Regions from separate parts of the Mus musculus genome. Here region 1 is linked to region 2. A link is a loop called in an ENCODE intact Hi-C map of the cell type or tissue named here. Cell type or tissue: heart. All regions are shown on one strand.

The links. Hi-C counts contacts between places; a loop is a spot of excess contacts. Peaks named below come from ENCODE experiments on the same cell type or tissue, not always from the same donor. Only the 100,000 strongest peaks of a DNase experiment are listed, where the experiment ranks them.
Region 1: it touches region 2 in a loop (2.6-fold over the local background); 2 of 42 quality-filtered maps call a loop at or near these places.

What each region holds. Positions count from the first base shown.
Region 1 is chr12:112,086,866-112,094,865 of GRCm38, forward strand. No RefSeq gene overlaps it. Among named protein-coding and RNA genes, the nearest start is that of Aspg, 16 kb to the right of the region's middle. In heart, a CTCF peak has its summit at 4,430 (motif pointing left); a DNase peak (open chromatin) is centred at 4,376; H3K27me3 peaks cover 1,686 bases.
Region 2 is chr12:111,669,162-111,677,161 of GRCm38, forward strand. It overlaps Ckb (creatine kinase, brain), which reads right to left and starts at 3,177. Exons shown (of 8, transcript NM_021273.4): 1 at 3,069-3,177; 2 at 2,605-2,812; 3 at 2,264-2,418; 4 at 2,054-2,186; 5 at 1,712-1,883; 6 at 1,001-1,124; 7 at 664-853; 8 at 194-580. The coding sequence starts at 2,797. The coding sequence ends at 402. In heart, no CTCF peak of the experiment used is centred here; DNase peaks (open chromatin) are centred at 460, 1,760, 2,390, 3,210 and 3 weaker places; H3K4me3 peaks cover 3,638 bases; H3K27ac peaks cover 5,580 bases; H3K27me3 peaks cover 1,046 bases.

The DNA of each region.
Region 1 (8,000 bases), 420 kb after region 2:
GGCTGAAGGCATTCTGAAAATGTGTGTGGAGACTCCCTGCTTGCCACGTGCTGAGCCAAACAGGATGTTTGGGCTCTGGGCCAAAGGGAGGGAAAGCTGGGGAGGCACAGAGCACATGATGACACGGGGTCTCATCTTCCATCTGGAAATGTCTGATCCTGGACATCCTAGCCCTGTACTGCTGAGGAATGCACGGGGCACAGGAGGCCTTTGAAATGCCAGGAGAAGGCCAGGCCTGTGATCCCAGCTACCTGCCAGTCAGGGGCAGGAGGGTCACAAGTTCCAGCTCGGCATGGCTTGCAATATTTTTTGTGAGAGATTTACATAAGGTGATGGTGCCTGGTTATAAAGAGACATGTTTTTAATGAGAAGAATTTAGAAACCACGCTTTCATCATAGTCCATTAAAATTGTGCACATGCACAATAAAAACATAGCCTCCCCCTTTCAACTGTTCACCAGTTAAATGCAAACAGCATGTTCCTAGACCACTCTTGCATCAAAGAGGAGATCACAGAGTATAATCACAGCCAGCCAGAAGGAAATGAGACCTTACACTGCTAACACGTGTGAAATGCCCAGGATGTAAGATAACCAGTGCGTGCTCTTTAAAACTCATGAAAACAACTGTGGACATGAGATGGATTTGAGAAGGCGGAGCTAGCAGTGAATAGGGATGGTTGTATCTGGAGCCAGATCCACATATCAGCCCCTCACTGGTCTGGTTAAAAACTAAGGTGCCCACACTATGCTAAAGCCTCACACTTCCAAGGCCAGCCCCTTGCCCAGTTCTGTCAGAAGAGCCCCATCAGCCACAGTGCTGAATGGTGTCTACCAGGAAGCTCTGTAGAGCACTCATACAGGCAGCCCTGCTTCACCTGCACCCTGCTTAAAGCCTGCACAGATGTGAGCTGCCTTCGTCGGTTGGAGAATGGTGGAAGTCTCCAGAAACCCAAGTTTCCAGATGCTCCCTCAGGCCCTGCCTTGCCAGTAACTTTCTACGACATGGCCCTGCAAGGCTTTTTGGGTTTGGTCTGTGTTACAGGCAGCCAGACACATCTCCTATCTGATAAGGTGTGAACTCAAAACAAAACAGAAAAGAATGCATAGCCAGTGAACAAGTGTGGAACATGTTAGTCAGGATCAAAGGCCGACAGAGATGGAGACCCGGACAAGTGTGGTGTGAGCCGTTGTTTCTTCAGGGCTGCTTATTCAGATGCTGAAACTCAAGTCTTGACTCAGAGCAGCTCCACTCCCAGAAAGCAGAGAGCCAGGCCTGGAGGCACATGCCAGTAATCTCAGGACTCAGGAGGCTGCTGCGGGCCGAGCCCAAATCTGAGGCCAGCCTTCGGGATACAACAAAGGCGATTAATTCAGAGAGAGGTCTGAACACTTAAGTTCAAAAACCAGGACTGGGCTGGGGACATCACTCAGTTGGTAGAGCACTTGCCTAGCTTGAAAAGCCCGAGTCTGAGAGACCAGCAAGTGATGCACATCTTAGACCCCAGCACTCAGGAGCGAGGTCTCTGAGTTCGAGGCCAGCCTGCTCTACAGAGCGAGCTCCAGGCCACCCAGGGTCACAAGAAACCCTGTCTTGAAAAGAAATAAAGGAAAAAAGAAAGAAAGAAGGAAGGAAGAAACAAAGAGAAAAAGAAAAGAGGAAACTTTGTTTGACCTCAGCACCACATAAACTGGAGGTGGTGATGCTCACCCGTGCTCTCGCTTTGGGGGCAGAGGCAGGAGGATCAGGGAGGTTCAAGGTCCTCCTCAGGTTTAGTAAGCTTGAAAGCAGACAGGGCTACATGAGATCTTGTCCAAAATAAATCAAAACTCAATTATGCACCTCGAGGGCTTAGAAAAACATGAGCAAGCTGTTCCACAAACCGGTAGGGAGATAAAGGGGGCGGCAGAGACTGATGAGACAGAGAGACTATAAGAACAAAGGGTCAAGTAAACAGAGTTAGTTCTTTGAAAATACAAACAAGATCACCAGGCATTAGCTAAACCCATCAGGAGGAGATGACCCAGGCGATATGAAAAGAGAGCCCGAAGACATGCTTGCGAAATTCACAGGGTCTTTAAGGAGTATTCTTTAAATGTATATATTTAAAATCTGGGGGATCTAAAAGAAATAGATGAAGTCTTAGGAATGTATGTATGATCAGCAGATCTAAAATGAACAATGATGTTAGTGTGGATGTTAGTGTTATTGTCTGACAGGGACTCGGTGTCTCAGGAAATCAAAGCAAGGACTGAACATCAGGACTGTATAAAAGTTAACATCCTTCACGTGGCAGAGGAAACAAGAACAAGGTGACAGGTTGGGAAAACAGCTTTGCTAGCTGAACATCTGACAGTCAAATCTCGGCCACAAAGAAAATCCTCAGCACAGAGAGAACAAGTCAGGCAGTCGGTGGGAAATGAGCAGACGGTCGTCAACAGAGGCACTGGTGGTCAATAAATAAATGGCCCATGCGTGCTCAGCCCTGGGGAAAGACTACACCGATCTCAGCAGTCCTTAGTTACCTGTTGTCCTCTTCCTCCTCTTCCTCCTCCTTCTCCTTCTCCTCCTTCTCCTCCTCCTCCTCCTCCTCCTCCTCCTCCTCCTCCTGCTCCTTCTCCTTCTCCTTCTCCTCCTGCTCATCCTCCTCCTCCTCCTCCTTCTGCTCCTCCTTCTTCACTTTTTGTTTTGTTTTGTTTTCTTGTTGTCAAGGTAGGGTTTATCTGTTTTAGCCCTGGCTGTCTTGCAACTTGCTCTGTAGATCAGACTGGCCTCCGACTCACAGAGATTTGCCTGTCTCTGCCTCCGGAGTGCTGGGATTAAGGGTGTCACCACACCACCCGGCTGTAGTCCAAGTTGAGGCCTTGTGCACTTCCTCCCTTCTCCCCCCCCCCACCATGTTTGCCCATCTGTTTGTGTTTCCTTGTTTAGGGAAGAGCACAATTGGTTATCCAATACCACATGGTCAGCCCTAAAAACATGTAACTGAGTAAGTTGTATTTGTACATTTAGGAATAAAGACAGACATATAGACACAGACAGACAGACATATCTGCAGCAACAATTAAAGAAAAAAGAGACCAAAGATTTGAAAGAGAATGAAATTATATTTTATGTGTGTGTGTGTGAGACTCCAGGCCAGGCACAGTAGTTCACACTTTTTTGTTTTGGTTTGGTTTTTTTTTTGAGACAGGGTTTCTCTGTATAGCATTGGCTGTCCTGGAACTCACTCTGTAGACCAAGCTGGCCTCGAACCCAGAAATCTGTCTGCCTCTGCTTCCCAAGTGCTGGGATTAAGGGCATGTGCCACCACCGCCCGGCAGTAGTTCAATTTATAATCCGTGTGCTTCAGAGGCAAAGGCAGGTGGCTCTCTGTGCATTCAAGGCCAGCCTGGTCTACCTAGAGAGACTCTGTCTCAAAAAGCAAGCAAAAAAAAAAAAACCCAAAAAACAAAACAAAAAAAAAACCAACAAACAAAAACAAAACCAACCTCTCTTGATATTCCATTTTACCCAAGGAATTTCAAATTAACATGTTACAGAGATACCTATACAATGTTTGTTCTGACACTATTCTCTGTGACCATGATAGTAAATCAACCGCAGTGCCTGTCAGCACATAAACTGGTAAGGTGTACACATTCACTGGGGGTTTCCTTAATTGTAAAGAATAAAATTGCTTTTTTTTTTCCAGGAAAAATGGATGAACTGGGAGATCATCCTGCTAAGAAAAATGAAGAGCAGAGTCAGAAAGACAAACGCCCTGTGTTTCCCCAATATCCGGAATCTGGAGTTTTGAAAATATGGACACAGGCGGAAGATGTGAAAGAGGAGTGGGGGGCAGAGAGAGGTTTCCCAGGAGCAGTGGGGGGACAGGAAGCAGAGAGAGGTCTCTCAGGAGCAGTGGGGAGATGAGAGAGCAGCCGGGGGCAAGCAAAAGCAGGATGCACACGCGGGAAGAGGCGGCATGGAGCTGCTGGTTCCTGTGCTAATGTCTCTCTGCCTTTGAGGAGCAGAGGCAGCACAGGCAGGCATCAGAGTCCTGCCAGCAAACACCTTGGGCATTTTCTCTTTCCACAGAGTGGGCTTACGAAAGCCTGGCAGGACCTGTGCCCATCTGAAGCTTCACTGCAAAGGCCAGGCAGTCACTCTACAGGGAGGGAGATGCTGGAGACAGAGCCTGCCTTTCAGTGTGCTATTCGTTATTTGGAAAATGCCACGTTGACCTCAGAGCACGGTAACATTCGAAGGCTCCCGAGGAGTCTGAGATTATCCTGTGCTCTTGAAGACCTGCAATGAGGGAGCAGCTTGCCAGCGTTTACCCGGTGTCCTCCCCTGAAATCGTGTTCTCCAATGAGCCACTTTCAAGAAAGTCTTGGAAGGCTTCCCTAGCATGCGACTTGGTCATTTGGACACCACTGCCACCTACTGTATCGCTTCCAGCACTGCACTTAGCCAGCACCTGAGACATCAGATGTCGGTGACATCCTGTGAGTGCAGGGAGCAGACCTGCACCAACCCACGGAAGCAGGATTTTTGTTTGTTTCATGTGTATTTGTTTTATGGGTATTTTGTATGCATATGTATATGTGCATTAATGAATGTTTGGTGCCCCCAAAGGACAGAAGAGGGCTTTGAATCTCTGGAAATGGGCTTGCAGACTGTTGTGAGGTGTCATGTAGGTACTAGGAATTGAACTTGGATTCTTTGCTCTTAGCTGTGTGGCCATCTCTCCAGTCCTGGAAGCATGTTTATATAGAAGTCAGTGCTCTGGCTCCTTCTGTTTGGCATTGTTGATCGCTTAGTGTCCTAGTTCATTTCTGTTGCTATGATAAACATACTGATAAAAGCAACTTGAGGGTTTCCATCTGCACCTGGAACTGACCCTGTGCCACAGCTCTGCACACCCAAGTATGGCTGGAAGAGAGATGGTCTCCCAGGAGTATCGAAATGCCTGTGAGCACAAGTAAGACCACCACTTCTGCTCAAGTTCCTAACCCAAGAGGGACCCACCAAGAGCCATCAGGACACAGGAACCAAAGAACAGCCAGGGACAGGATCCTTCTGGTTTCTGTCTGCACCCTGGAGCTGACCCTGCCATTGCTCTCCATACCCAAATTCCTACAGGAGAAAACTGGTCTCCCAGGAGTACCAGGATACAGGCTTGCAGAAGGGACAAGCCACAGTCAGAGACAGCAAGAACAGCTAACACCAGAGATAACCAGATGGTAAGAGGCAAGGACAAGAAGATAAGCAACAGAAATCAAGGCTACTTGGCATCATCAGAACCCAGTTCTCCCACCACAGCCAGCCCTGGATACCCCAACACACCAGAAAAGCAAGACTCTGATTTAAAATCACATCTCATGATGAGGATAGAGGACTTTAAGAAGGACATAAATAACTCTCTTAAACAAATACAGGAGAACACAGGTAAACAGGTAGAAGCCCTTAAAGAGGAAACGCAAAACTCTCTTAAAGAATTACAGGAAAACACAACCAAACAGGTGAAGGAATTGAACAAAACCATCCAGGATCTAAAAATGGAGATAGAAACAATAAAGAAATAACGAAGGGAGACAACTTTGGAGATAGGGAACTTAGGAAAGAGATCAGGAGTCATAGATGCAAGCATCGCCAACAGAATACAAGAGATAGAAGAGAGAATCTCAGGTGCAGAAGATACCATAGAAAACATTGACACAACAGTCAAAGAAAATGCAAAATGCAAAAAGCCCAAAATATTCAGGAAATCTAGGACACAGTGAGAAGATGAAATCTAAGGATAGTAGGTATAGAAGAAAGTGAAAATTCCCAATTTAAAGGGCCAGTAAATATCTTCAACAAAGTTATAAAAGAAAACTTCCCTAACCTAAAGAAAGAGATGCCCATGAACATACAAGAAACCTACAGTACTCCAAATAGACTGGACCAGAAAAGAAATTCCTCCCATCACATAATAGTCAAAACACCAAAAGCACAAAACAAAGAAAGAATATTAAAAGCAGTAAAGGAAAAAGGTCAAGTAACATATAAAGGCAGACCTATCAGAATTACACCAGACTTCTCACCAGAGACTATGAAAATTAGAAGATCCTGGGCAGATATCATACAGACCTTAAGAGACTTCACTGGAGTGGACGTAGCATGCAACCCCAGGCTACTATACCCAGAAAAACTCTCAATTACTGTTGATGGAGAAACCAAGATAGTCCATGTCAAAACCAAATTTACAGAATATCTTTTCATAAATCCAGCCCTAAAAAAGGATAATAGATGGAAACCGCCAACACAAGGAGGGAAACTAATCCCTAGAAAAAACAAGAAAGTAATCTTCTTTCAACAAACCCAAAAGAAGAGAGCCACACAAACATAGAAATAACATAAAAAATAGCAGGAAGCAACAATCACTATTCCATAATATCTCTTAACATCAGTGGACTCAATTCCCTAATAAAAAGACATAGACTAACAGACTGGATACATAAACAGGATCTTCACCAATCCTACATCCAATAGAGGACTAATATCCATTGTATACAAAGAACTCAAGAAGTTAAACTCCAGAGAACCAAATAACCCTATTAAAAAGTGGAGAACAGAGCCTAACAGAGAATTCTCAACTGAGTAAACTTGAATAGCCAAGAAGCACCTAAAGAAATGTTCAACATCCTTAGTCATCAGGGCAATGCAAATCAAAATGACCCTGAGATTCTACCTCACACCAGTCAAAATGGCTAAGATCAAAAACTCAGGTAACAGCAGATGCTGGTGAGGATGTGGAGAAAGAGCAACACTTCTCCATTGCTGGTGGGATTGCAAGGTGGTACAACTACTCTGGAAACCAGTCTGGTGGTTCCTCAGAAAATTGGACACAGTAGTACCTGAGGACCCAGCTATACCATATGTAGCAGAGAATGGCCTTGTGGGGCATCAATGGGAGGAGAGCCCCTTGGTCCTGAGGGTGTTTGATGCCCCAGTGTAGGGGAATGCTGGGGCAGGAAGATGGGAGTGGGTGGATGGGGGAGCACCCTCATAGTGGCAGGAGAAAGGAGGAGATGGGGGTTTCTGGAGGGGAGACATGGAAAGGGGAAAACATTTGAAATGTAAATAAAGAAAATATCCAATTTAAAAAAAAAGAAAAGAGATAAAAAAAAAAAGAAGAAGCAACTTGCAGGAAAAAAGGGGGTTATTTCAGTTTGTAATTCCAGGTCACAGACCATGATTGTGGGGACATCAAGGCAGGAGCTTCAAACAGCTAGTCACATTGTATCCACAGTGACAAGCAGAGAGAAATAAGCACAGCACATTACCTGCTTGCTTGCTCTGCTCATTTTGGTTTCTCCACTCATAGACAGTTCTGGACCCCAGTCTAGGGAATGGAGCTGCCCACAGTGGGCTGGGTCTTCCCACATCAGTTAATTTAGACAACCCCTTACAAACATACCCACAGCACATCTCAATATGGACAATCCCTCACTAAATCTCTCTTCCCAAGTTATGTCAGGTTAACAATTAAACCACAAGGGCTGATATAATACGAAATAGCCAGCATGATCAATCAATACAATTTCAACATTGATACTTGTATTACTTTTCTCATCACCGTGACCAAGCACCCAGTGAAAGAGCTTGAGGTCACACTGCATCCACAGTCAGGAAGCAGAGGAGATGAAAGCTGGTGATCAGCTTGCTGTCTGTTTCCTTCAGTCTAGGACCACATGGGATGGTGCCATCCACATTTAGGGTAGTGCCTCCCCCCTTGACTAGCCCTACCTGGAAATACCTTCACAGACATACCCGAAAGTCAGTCTCTTTGTTGACTCTAGATCCTGCCCAGTTGACAGTATTTACTGATGGGGCTTATCTTGGCACCCCGTTTCCCCGAAGAAGGCAGCGAAGGGGTGTGAGATCTGGCCAAAGCTGCCTTACCTTTGGCAATTCCATCCGAGATTGCGTGGTCAAAAGCTCTTTACTTTTTGGCAATTCTTCTGTCCTTA
Region 2 (8,000 bases):
CACCCTGCAAGCACAGATGTCCTTAGATGCTCAGGCTGGACTCAGAGCCTCCCTCCCTCTCTGCCCTGTATCTTCTATGGCTCATGTTTCATCTGCTAGGTGAGATGACACAGAAGGCCAGCGCGCGCACACACACACACACACATACATACACACACACACACACTGTCCCTAGGAAAGGAGAAGCAACACTCAGAAATAGGGCAGGCCAAACCCTAGTTTATTTTCAGTGTCAGCAACAGCTTAGCCATCAAAAAAATAAACTCTACCCAGGGCGACAGAAGTCTCTACAGCGAGGCTAAGGGCTCAGCCGCCAGGCGGCAAACATCAAGGATGCATGGCGGGCACTGCCCGGTTAATAAGTTAGGAAGCGGCAGCCTGATGGTGGCGAGGGCCAGGCTTCACTTCTGGGCCGGCATGAGGTCATCGATTGCCTGACCCTGCTCCAGCCGTTGCTCCATCTCAATGAGTAGTTTCACTCCGTCCACCACCATCTGCACCAGTTCCACCTCCGAGAAGCCCAGGCGGTCAGCGTTGGAGACATCAAACACCCCACCGACAGCAGCGGTGTCCACGCCACCTGCGGTGGGACATGGGCAGGTCAGCGGGGCTGAGGACAACACCTGCACCTTCTGCCCCTCACCTGTGCCTTCTGCCCCTCACCTGTGCCTCGCTTCTGAAGCCGCAGCCGCTTGAGCACCTCCGAGAACTTCTCGTGCTTCCCCAGGTGGGGCAGCTTGATGTGCACACCTGCCCGCAGTCCGGTGCCCAGGTTGGATGGGCATGTGAGGATGTAGCCCAGGTGAGGATTCCACATGAACTCATAGTTCTTGGACTTGAAGAGAGTTTCGATCTGAAGGTGGAGAAGGGAGAGTTAAGAGAAGGAAGCCTGGCCGGAAGCCCTACGGACCCTGGGAGATGTGGGCTCTGATCTGCCCCTGATCCCTCCCCAGCACCAACGCCCCTAGTGAGGAAGCCCTGGGGAATGCCCAGGCCTGACCTGAGTGAGGCCGGTGCAGAATCGGGTGAACACTTCCTTCATGTTGCCCCCCTTCTGCATGGAGATGACTCGCAGGTGGTCCTCCTCGTTAATCCACACCAGGAAAGTCTTATTGTCATTGTGCCTAGAAGAGGGGTAAAGTCAGGCTGGAGTCCCTGCCAGAATGTGGCCTTAGATCACACCCAAGAAAGACACTATAGGTGGGTGACCTCAAACAAAATGCTTCCTCAACAAAGTGCTGGAATGTGAGCTGTCACCAAGACGCCAATCCCAGCAACAGTGGAGGAAGGCAGCTCATATACATCTCAATCACCAGTCATGTGCTGTGTGGCCCGCAAGGGTCTGGAGCCTCCAGAGCATCCCACCAGAGGAAGCACGCCTCCGCCCGCTCAGTCTGCAGGGGTAGGAGCCCTGCCCGGACGGGTGCGGAGGCTTTTGCGTCATTGGCACCTGGCACGATCCCGGCGGAATAAGGGGGTGAGAAGGTGGAGAGAAAACAAGAAGCGCCGGCTCCCAGGAGGAGGGCGGAGAACAGACGCCAAAGAGACTGGTCACCACCCTTGAGTCCCTGGAGACTGCGGCCTCCCGCAGCGCAAGGACCACAGTCATCCGCAGAACCAAGGTCACCTGGGCGGAGGGAGGCACTGCACAAACTAGGAATTCAGGGCAGGCCCCACCTTCTAGGGACTGGGGGGGGGGGGGGGCTCGTACCATATGCCACGAGCATCCGGCCAGTCCCGGGCCATGCCGGAGGCCAGCAGCAGAGGCGACACAGGCTTATCGAAGAGGAAGTGGTCGTCAATGAGCTGCTGCTGCTCCGCCTCAGTCATGCTCTTGAGCGCGTAGTACCTGCCAGACAGGTCGCCATCTAGGCTGGACAGAGCTGCGGAGTGCAGAGTTCAAGGACAGGGTGGGCGGGCGAGCAAGCCCGCCGCCCCGCCTGCAGCAGTGTGTCCCCGCGGGCGAAGGTGGGTCTTCGACCCTCAGTCCCCAGTGGGAACGCGCGCGCAGAGAAGAGCGCAGCAGCTCTGGAGGCTGTTACCCGACCCCTACCTTCTACTGCCAGCTTCTCGATGGCGCGGCGCTCCCCGCGGCTGCAGTGCGGGGGGAGACAGAAGCCGCGGATGCTGCGGCCTGTGCGCACTCGCGAGCTCAGCACGTAGTTGGGGTCCAGGTCATCGCCACCCTGGGAATACAAGGTGGTGGCTAGAGTGAGCGCCGAGACCCCTCTCCCCAGCACGCCCGGACCCTGATTCCCCGCACCTGCAGGTTGTCTGGGTTGAGGTCGGTCTTGTGCTCATCACTGGGCTGGTAGCCGCCGTGCCGCTCCTCAATAATGGGGTCGAAGAGGTCCTTGAATACGTCGTAACTCTCCTCGTCGCCCGCCACTGCACCCACAGTCATGATGTACGGGTGGCCTGGAGGAGGGGCGCGGCGACAGTGACGTCACCGTCAGGCAGGAGCAAGCCGAGGCTCTTAAGGCTAAGCGCGGAGAGGGGAACAGGGGACCCCAGCCCACCGAAGGTTCAGGGAAGAGCAGTGGGATCCTTGCCCGGGGGGCTTCTTGGGGAGGCGGAAGCCTGACGCTACAGGGGTGTGCATACCCGGATTGTCTACGCCAGTCTGAATGGCGTCGTCCAAAGTAAAGCCGCTCGGCGTGCACTTGGCACGGAGCTCGGCGTACAGCTCCGGGGTCAGCACCTTGGCCATATGGTTGTTGTGGCTGCTCAGATCAGGGAACTCATCCTCGGCCGGGAAGCGCAGCTTCTGCGTATTATGGCTGTTGGAGAAGGGCATGGCGGCGGCAGCGGGCTGCAGGGAAGAGCGGGGTCAGAGGAGATTTAAACACCGGCCGCCAGGGACCTGCAAACCACTTGGGACCCCCGAGACTTTCCCTGGACGCCACCAAGGTCAGCGAGGTCTGCATCGTCAGAGTCCAGCGCATCCCAAGTTCCCGGGCGGGTCCGATGAGCGCTCCCGGCAGCGAGGCTGCGCGTGATGCCCCGGTCCCGCACCCCACAGCGTAGAGCCCCGCAGGACTATACCCCTGGCCCTTGGACCCGCTCACCGGGATGCCGGACGAAGCAGGGGCGATGGATGCCTGTGCTTGCAGCTCCTGGCGCAGCGCAGAAGAACGACGGCTGCTCGCTGCTCCCTGAGCTCTTAAGGGGCGCGTCGCCGGCCTCCCATTGGCGGCTATTTATAGCCCATTCATTCCATTGGTCCGCGCTTTGGGGTGGTGCCGCCGCTTTGTCCGAGGCAGCAGCCCTTGACACCCCCAGCGGCCCACCCTAGCGGTCCCCAAGTCTCGACCCCGCTGCGCAGTTTGGCCACCCCGGTGGTGCTCGCACAGGATCCCTAAGACGAAACCCCAGAGCCATAGATATCCTAGACCTGCTTCACACACACTGCCGGGGGCAGGAAACTGAGTCTGGGAAGCCAGATGGCACTTGAGGCTCCTGCCTTCCCTGTCTCCTCAGGCCGACTGCGTTGTAGAGAGGGTCATGGTGAGAGTCCAGGTTTTTAACATTGGGTACAGCATCCAAACACCGCATCCAGGCCATATCCTCAAGAGCCACAGAGCCGCCGACCTTCCTCAAGGTGCCTGCGGGCATCTCCTGGGTGTTCTTGGTGCAACACCAGAGGCGCAGTCTGGCTGAGGTCCCGCCCGGAAGCACCCAGGGTGTTCTGACCTTGGGCGGGCTCTAAGGAACACCGCCAAGACCCTTGGACCCAGACCCTGAAAGATTCAAGACATTTAGTTCCTAGAGACTGTTTTTGAATCTCCAAATTCTCATCTCCTGTCCCTTTTCTCGGGGGACCGGTTTCTACCACCGCACCCACAAAGAACTCCCCAACACCGGCAGGCAAACTGGGGGTGGAGGAAGCACCAGTCAAAATTAAGCTCATTAATCAGATCCAACACATTGAAACAGTCTCTCTCCCCGTGCCACCCCCCCCCACACACACACACAGGGGAAACCTGGAATTTGACCACAGCCAGTGCCAGGTGTGAATTGGAATGTGTGAAGATAGGCGTTCGCACCTTGCCTGCTGCAGCTGCCAGCAGCTTCATCTTTTTCTGGAAAGTAATTTGGCAGTATTTGTTAAAAAATTTTTAAATTGCTCTATGACCTAGCATTCCCACTTCTAGGAATGCAGCCTACAGAAAGACGGTGTCCCTTCTCTACAAACAGATCAGGAAACGTGTAGAGGGAGAAAGTTTGGATTCGATCTGATGCTCATTAGGGAATGGTCGTGGGTAGAAAAGTGTGGTAGATGGTGCAGTTGATACAAATAGAGAGGTGAGGTCCTGCGTGGCGGCACACCCTTTCTTTTTTTCTTTTTCTTTTTTGGTTTGTTTGTTTGTTTAAGACAGGGTTTCTCTGTGTAGCCCTGGCTGTCCTGGAACTCACTCTGTAGACCAGGCTGGCCTCGAACTCAGAAATTCGCCTGCCTCTGCCTCACAAGTGCTGGGATTAAAGGCATGGGCCACCACGTCCAGCTGCAGCACACCCTTTCAATCCAAGCACGAGGAAGGCAGAGACAAGCAGATCTCTGTGAGATCCCTCAGGCAGATCCTTCCTCTAAAAAGAGAGTCCAGAACAGCCCTGTCTCAAAAAAAAATCAGTATCTGTGCTTTCATATTTAATGTTCACTCACAGCCACTCACTCACTCCTGGGCTAATAAAGCAAGAACAAGAGAAGCCTTCATCCTTGCATGTTTGACAGAATATCTTCAGTCATTTGTCTTTGACAGTTTCTCTCTCTAGCCTTGGAACTCACTTTGTAGACCAAGCAGGTCTCAGAGCTCTGCCTGCCTCTGTTTATCCACTTGTGGACTTAAAGGCATGCTCCATCCTGCTCTGAGGGATTGCAGTCCAAAGCCTAGCTTCAGAGAACTAATGGCACACTTACGCCCCAGAGGAAAAGAAGCTGAAGATGGCTTTGAGGGAGACTGCTCCCCCTGAGCCTCCAGCCACACATGAGGTGCTAGATGCAAGGAACGTGCAACAAAAAGTGCACAGGAGGCACAGGGACCCTGCCTTTCTGTGGAGGCAGGCTGCCTGGAGGAGCGAACTGTGTGAGGTATGACAGGAATTCCAGGCTGAGATAGAATGTGCAGGTGCCTGGGGAGAAGACTGGAGTGAAGAACTCGGGGCAGAAAGACTGCCTGCCTGCCTCTGCCTGGGTAGAGTTGAAAAGTCACCTCTGTTCTGTCCCCAGGGCTACTACAGAGACTCCTCCTGTTTTTCACTCACCTTGGCCAGCTTTAACCTATTGTGTTTTGAGACAAGATCCCATAAACCAGGCTCTTTCTGTCTCAGCATCCCAAGTTCTAATATGGGACTGAACCACTATGCCCAGGTCAAGCCACTTGGGGGGGGGGGTTCAAGACAGGGTTTCTCAGTATAGCCCTGGCTATCCTGGAACTCACTTTGTAGACCAGGCTGGCCTCGAACTCAGAAATCCGCCTGCCTCTGCCTCCTGAGTGCTGGGATTAAAAGTGTACGCCACCATGCCCGGCTCAAGTCACTATTTTGTAAGCCAATAAAACAACCTCACATGGGAGCTGGAGAGATAGCTCAGTGGTTAAGAGCTCCGACTGCTCTTCTGAAGGTCTTGAGTTCAAATCCCAGCAACCACATGGTGACTCACAATCATTCGTAATGAGATCTGATGCCCTCTTCTGGTATGTCTGAAGACAGTTACAGTGTACTTACATATAAAATAAATAAATTAAAAAAAAAAAAAACCTCACATAAGGAGGTATTCCAGCAGTCAGGAAGAAGAGGCAGATGTATATCTGTGTATTAAGTTCAGCCTAGTCTACATAGTGCATTCTGGGGCAGTCAGGGTTACAAAGAGAGACCCTGTCTCAAAAAAAAAAAAAAAAAAGGGAAAAGGGAGGGGCAGGAAGATTAAGAATCAAGGCCAGCCTGGGCTCCAGGAGTCCTAGTCTTTGGCTAGACAGCAGGTGTGCCCTCAGCCTGTATTCTGTGCTCCCGGCAGCCTCTCCCCATCTCAGATATATCTGCAGCTGCCTACCCAGTCCCTACCCCTTTCAGGGAAGCTGGTTCTGCTTAGCCTCAAGTGCTCAAGTTTCTATTTTAGAAATAGGAAGCGAACTTGTTATCTAGGCTGGAGGTGGGGGTAGGGGGCTCAGGGCTTCCTCTTTGTCTCCAGGATTTGCAGCTTAGCCTTTTCTCCTTCCTTACCCCTTTTTATCTCCCTGCCAGAGCAAGACCAGGACTCTGGTAGAGGTGAGGAACAGAAGTCAAGGGTGCCTATTATCCCAGCACTAAACCACACCCAGTGCAGGCACAGGTTCCTGTGACCTTTGACTACTGTCCCATTCTGCAGATACACAGAGGAAAAGACACAAAGAAGTACTGGCTCAGAAGGTCCTGATATCCCCCGATGGTCCTAGGGTGACTACCCTTGGGACATCATGCAGATTCATAGAGTATATGCAGCTATAGTGGAAGGGACAGCAGGATAGGGAGGTGAAGGGGCCTTTATAGCCTCCAGATGACAGTATCAATGTGAGGCCCCCACTGGGGTGTTGCTTGGAAGTCCTGATAGCCCCCAGAGCAAGGAAGCAAGATGAGGGTCTTCCAACCTAGCTGTGTTCCTGACTGTGGGCCTGCTGCTCTCCTCGGGAGTCGGTAGTTGGTCTGGCAGCTCCCAGGCGAGAAGCTAGATGACATCACCCCCCAGATTTATGGTCCCATTTCCTTCAAAATCACACCAAGTCATACATTAACCACAAAGAAGGAAGGGGTATCAAAGGAGTCTTTGATAATCATAGACTGAGTTTTTTAATCATAGAGCAGGGTCCAGTCCAGCAGGGCAAATGGAGAACAGATAGGGCCATGGGCTCCAGGTTCGCCAGAGGCTAGCCACAGTCTGTGGCCAAGGTGTATCTCTTCCTCTCTGCTCCCTTGCTCATGGAGGGCAAAGGGGAAGTTGACAGGGGTCAGAAGAGAGGTGAGGGCTGCAGACAGTGCAGCAGGAGGCTGTGCCAGTCAAAGGGGGACTCTTGGCAACTTAGGCCCTGCCAGAGGTGCAGGTGGAGCAGCCTCCCCCAAAGACATCTTCAGCTTCTTTTCCTCTGGGGCTGGCTGCCCCTGTTCTTGCCCAAGAGCGCTATCAGTTCTCTGACTCTAGGCTTTGAACTGGAATCCCTCAGGCCAGGGTGGAGCACACCTTTAAGCACAGTATTTGTTAGGCAGAGCAGGCAGATCTCTTGGGTCTGAGACCAGCCTGATCTACATAGTGAGTTCCAGGCAGCCAAGGCTATATAGGGAGGCTGTCTGAAAGACAAAATATAGCCCTGCATGAACCATGTTGTCGGTATGATGTTACACAAATTAGCTTTCTGTTCCCCATCTGTAAAGTGGTCATAAAATTGTAAGGAAGAGGATTCAATGACATGAGAGTGAACTGGCCACATGAAGCATCTGTTCTTATTAGAACTCAGTGCATAAACTGCGCTGGGAAATCTCCCCACCCTCACCTCACCAGCTAGGGTCTTAAGCTGCTGGTTCTGCTTGAAGACTCCAGGCTGAGGCTGGGCATAACAGATGACTAGTTCTGAGAAGATGGACTGTAGAAGAGGTACACAGGAAGAACTGAGAAGCCAGCAGTGGGCAAGTGGAACCAAGCCCCCCCCCCCCCCCCCGTTGAACTCATAGGTTGGGTGGGGATGTAATCAGGCCTGGTCTCCATGCCACCGAGAAGCTGAGGAAGAGGAACCTCCCAGGAGAAGTGAAAAGTCTAACTCTCCAGAGGGGCAATTAGGATGTGTATTGGGCTGTGCACCACCAAGGGAATGAAGTACCCTGTTAGAACAGGGGTTGTGGGGGCAGGGAGGATGGGATAAGGAGTTTCTGAAGGGAAGTCCTGGAAAGGGGAAAACATTTGAAATGTAAATAAATTATTCAATAAAGACGAAAAAAAGAAAGAAAAGGGTTGTGGGGCTGTGGATATGGCTGGG